2 separate regions of the Homo sapiens genome follow, and region 2 is linked to region 1. A link is a loop called in an ENCODE intact Hi-C map of the cell type or tissue named here. Cell type or tissue: CD4-positive, alpha-beta T cell. All regions are shown on one strand.

Region 1 (2,500 bases):
CCTAGAAGTGCCAGATGACCACAGTTCATGCCTGTGCCTACCCAGAACAGGCAGGCCTGAATCTCACACACTGGAGTTTCAAGTCTGTGCTGGCTTCTCCTCCATCTTCCCTCTGTAGCAAACCGGAAAAAGAATCCTAATTTCCCGTTGGGGTGGGAGGAGATGAGCTAGGATCAGGATAATGATTTTTAAATGTGAGCCAGGCATTTGACTTCACGTTATTTCTTTTCCCCCTCACGCTCTTAATACTTAGCATTTTTTTTCTATCATCCTTAAGACAAAGTAGCTGGCAAAATATTTAAGTGATCAGAAAAAAATATTTTTATTTGCCCGCGTGCGAATTGGGTTATCTGCCTATCTTGTTTATGAAATTTGGCGCTGCCTTTCCTGCACAGTACGTTCGCCTCTCAAATCTTTCCCGGCTCCCATTTCCATATTTCTGCGTGCTTGTTCTTTGTTAATCACTTGGCAAGCGCTTATTTGAATATTAAAAATTTCTTTAATCATCAAAGGCAGGAGCACAGTCTCATGAATATTCATATTTTTCCCCCTCCTCAGACTGGATTCTAGTTCATTACCCTGCAGTAAAAGCCAAACAGCCATCAATCGCCCTCATTACAGGCTCTGGCGTTTTGATTGGCTGCCTGCTGCCCAGAGCTTTTTTTTAATTTTTTTAATTTTTTCCCCCTTCTCCTATGAGCTGTCTTGTACCTGCCAACAACCAAAAAAAAGAAAAAAAAATCAACAATGCAAGAATAAATTTCTCTGGTTGGAAAACAACTTTGCAAACTTGTCAAACAGTCCTTGTGGCTTGCTGCTGCCACCGCTGTAGCGTCCACCAGCGCCACCTCCTTCCCCCCGCTGTCCTTCCCCCACCAAAAAAAGAAAAAAGAAAAAAAAAAGAAGCCCAAGATAAAAGAGAGGGGGGAGAGAAAAATAAATAAATAAATAAATAAAAAGGGAGAAACTTGAGCCTCAGAGATGAATATTTGTCAAGAGAGTTGACGTAAGTTTCATTTGCATAATGACTTTGTACTTCTGCATTAATAAAATTTGCATATGAAGCCATGTTAATTACTCCTGATCATGCTTTTTGCATTCATGCATAGTAATTTTCTCCGACTTGTGAGAATTAATGTCTTGGCATGGGGGGAGGGGGCGCGGGGACTGTCAGGTTCCCTTGCCAGTGTCCCTCACTCACACGCGCTGCCTCCCTGGCTGTCTCCTTCCTTGATCTATGACTCATTTCTGCACTATCAGTAGGAGTTCTCAGCTTAAAAAAATGTATCAATTGAAAGGCACCAGTAGGGAGAAAAATACTCGTCTCCTGCACAGTGTATTCCAGACCACCTCTCTCCAGCTCTGAACATGGAATCTGTAATCCTCCCATTTGGGAGGGGACGCCCCAGAGGCTTCAGGGGTGGGGAAGGCTCGAATTCCCCCTGAAACCCGGATGGGGCTTTTCCAGGCGTTTTTGTGTCTCCACGCTCCTCGGCGGTGGGCGTGTTCGCTGGGTGAGTGCGCATGTGTGAGGAACGGAGCAGGAGCCTCTGCAAAGTCCCTCTAGAAGAGAGACGGGTGACAGACCCCTGTGGAATGCTTAAACCCATGAAGGCATCAAGAATGAGCTTATCTAGCATTGCCCTGTTTTGGAGCCTAAGAAGAGGCATTTTAGGGGCCTTATTTTTAGACTTTTTTTTTTTTTTTTTTTTTTTTTGTGCATAGACCTCCAAAGCCAGCGTTTTTTTGGGAGTGTCTTGCAGGTCTTTGCAGGGCGCTTTGCTATGCTCAGAGAACATCCTCTTGCTTTCTTCGCTGGGCAGCGATGATGCCTTGGAAAGGACCATAGGGAGTGGGGAAAGTTTCAGAATGGAAAGCAAGAGAATGATAGTGACCGTTTGGTGAGTTTCCTGGATCTCCGGCTCTGGCTCAGGGCTGACCTGACCCTTCCTTTAAAGTTGAGGGAGCTGAGGCTCTGAGAAAGTGACTCACCTTCAGTCACGAGGCCAGGAGACAGCCGAGGAGGAATTTGAATCCAGTCCTCTCGGTCCTCAAGGCTGTGCGGCCTGGGAGCTCTGGTGGCTTCCTCTGTGCGTGTGTGGGTGCATACCCTGTCCCACATCTCAAGCGCTCCTTAAGTGCTTTCTGGATTTCCCAGCTTCACTTTTAAAGGCAAATACCCCTCCTCTGAGGAAGGATGGGGGCTGGGAGGTAGCCTGGGACAGGTACTGAGGCTGTTTTTTCAAGTTGAGGTAAGAGTCACATGATGTACAATTGACCATTTTAAAGTGTACAATCAGTGGTTTTGGATCTATTCACAATGTCGTGCAGCCGTCACTCCTGTCTAAGTCCCGAGCATTTTCATCACCCCCCGAAGAAACTCTGTGCCCATTAGCCACCCCTCACACCCCTACTGGCTCCCCCCAGCCCCTGGCAACTGCTACTTTCTGTGTCCGTGGATTTGCCTCTTATGAACATTTCGTATCCATGGAGTCATGCC
Region 2 (2,500 bases), 680 kb after region 1:
GACGAGGGTAATGCTAAATAACTACCTACGTGGAAAGCTTTGTGAAAGCTGTCTTTCTTCATAGAACTCTGCCTGGAAGATCAAATCTGTCTCCTTGATTCAGAAAGTTAGTAGACCAGACAGCATTGTAATTAAGTAAGAGGAAGAACAGGTGAGAACGTGGAGGAAGAGAAAAGAGGAGAATAAAAAGAAAAAGTGGGGAGGAGGAAGAGAAGGAATAAAAGAAGGAAAAGAGGAAGGAAGAGAGAGGATGAGGAAGGGAAGGAAGGAAAGGAGAAAAAGGGAAGGTGGGAAAGAGGAAGGAAAGGCAGAAAAAAGGGAGAGAGGAAAATGGATGGAAACTTTTTCCGTGGGAGTATTATTCAGATATATTTGTAACATACATCAAAGTGTCCTTTTCTTTTAATGTATCCTGTCGATTTGTCCAGTATTTGCTCATATATATATATGATTTTTTTTTTTGCTGTGATTCCATGCCATCAACTAAAAATTATTGCATAAGGGGAAGCTAATTTGGGAGGAGCAATTTTCTCAGAACTGATTGCAGAAACAGCCATACAATTATCTCAACAGAGCACTTAGCACAGTGCTGAAAGGGCCGCGCTTTAAGATTTACCCCCATCTCCTGCATCCTGGCTGAATTTCGTGCATCCAATCACCCTCCAAATGAGACAGACTGAAATCTTACCTCCTGAAAATGACCATGGATCAGGGGATGCCCGAGAGTTGGGGTCTGAGGTTCTCTTCTTGCCCTCAGGTCTTCCCCTCTCGGGGCTGACCAATTTCTGAAACAGGTGCTTGGATGGTGGAAAGCTGGTCTCATGCAGCCTGCTTCCATGTAAAAGGTGCCCCTGGTGGAACGATCTAACTCTTCTAATCTCTGGCCACTCTGTGTTTCTGATGGAAAAGATTTGCAAGCATGCTTTGTAAGATGCTCTACTAATATATGATGGTATTAGAAGTCATAGTAGAAATAATTAGGAAGATATTTGGATTTCTTGGACAAGTTGCATATTTGGACAAGCTCTTTGGCTTGAACTTTAGAAATGGAGTGTGTACATATGTGATTCAGGCACTAGAGTTTAGGCAAGATAAAATAATAGCAAAAAATGTGTGCCCTGGGTTGTGACAACCAGAGTTTAAAGGCCAATCTATGAGACCTTGAGAAAGATATTTAATTTCCCTAAACTTCAGTTTATTCCTAAGTAAACTGAGGAAATGAACAGCATTTCCTTTACAGTGTCAACGCAAGGATTCAATGCTACAATATGGATAAAATGCCTGGCCACAGTTTCTACTCCAGAAATGTTGGCCATTATTATTGCTAATGTCATTAGGCCCTCCTGACAATAATCCCAGAAGGTTGGCACTCTCCCCATTTTCCTAGATGATAAACATGAGGCCCAAAGAGGTGACACAGCTGGCCCAGTGTCACCTCCCTGATAAGGGAGGGCAGGGGCTCCAACCCGGGCAGCTTCCAAAGCCCCCCTCCTCTGTGCAGCTTAATGAGGGCTTCAGCTTCACGCTTCTCTCCCCTTGATTAGGTGTTAAATATTTACCATCTTGCCTTTCTTCCTCTCTACCCTCTTTAAAAACGGTTTAATTAAAATCATTCGTTGAGCTCATGATAAAAATATGTAAATGTGATGATTTTTGTGAAATGAATCTATTGTTGCCCTTTCATTCCCAAGGGACTGTGGATAAGAAGGGATGGATAGCTGGGTCTTCCACACGTTTGAAAACACACTGTAGAACTGATTTCAAGGTCTGGTGGCCACGGGATCCAGCAATTTATGTATGTGAAGCACAAGTGGGTTTGTAGGCATGGGGTGGGCATGGAGGGCGAGAATGACCTCAGTATTCCTAGAGAACCAAGTGGAATGAGCTGGAGCAGGTAGAGTTGAGGGGAAACTCATTTTTACTTCCTTGCATCTGCTCTGAGTGGCCTACCCTCCTCCAACTTGCCCACCAGAAGGCAGCCCGGTGACCTCTGCCTCCTCCTTCTCTGATGCCACATATGGACACTCATGCCTCCCCCGAGTTCCTGCCTGGCATATGCCCTCAGTAGAACTCAGTACGGTTCTTTTGTTCATTAGGCAAATGCTCTGGAGTTCCAGCCTTGCATTTAGTACGTATTTCCTTACTGAGATTCAGTGGGCCAGGCACTGGGATAAATGAGGACCCCCTTGCTTAAGGTTTCAAGAAACCTAGGAATGGTCACGTCTACTTCAGAATGTCTGGCCTAACACAAGTCAGAGGAAGGACAGTCTCCTACACCAGCACCTTTGACATATTCCTGCTCCTTGCCAACCATAATAAAATACTCCTCTGAAGTTTGCTCCTGAGTCTCACCGAGCTGGATTAGGAGCTATTTTTAAATTTTATTTTATTTTGTTTTATTTTATTTTATTTTATTTTATTTTATTTTATTTTATGCTCCAGGATATATGCGCAAGACATCCAGGTTTGTTACATAGGTAAATGTGTGCCGTGGTGGTTT

Evidence for each region. Peaks named below come from ENCODE experiments on the same cell type or tissue, not always from the same donor. Only the 100,000 strongest peaks of a DNase experiment are listed, where the experiment ranks them.
Region 2: a loop joins it to region 1, with 8 times the contacts of the local background. A loop is called at or near these places in 1 of 110 quality-filtered maps.

Annotation. Positions count from the first base shown.
Region 1 is chr14:99,234,073-99,236,572 of GRCh38, reverse strand. All of the region lies in intron 2 of BCL11B (BCL11 transcription factor B), which reads left to right. Among named protein-coding and RNA genes, the nearest start is that of BCL11B, 37 kb to the left of the region's middle. In CD4-positive, alpha-beta T cell, no CTCF peak of the experiment used is centred here; DNase peaks (open chromatin) are centred at 752, 1,182, 1,512 and 2,072; H3K4me3 peaks cover 2,500 bases; H3K27ac peaks cover 2,500 bases.
Region 2 is chr14:98,551,133-98,553,632 of GRCh38, reverse strand. No RefSeq gene overlaps it. Among named protein-coding and RNA genes, the nearest start is that of LINC02914, 160 kb to the left of the region's middle. In CD4-positive, alpha-beta T cell, no CTCF peak of the experiment used is centred here; no DNase peak of the experiment used is centred here.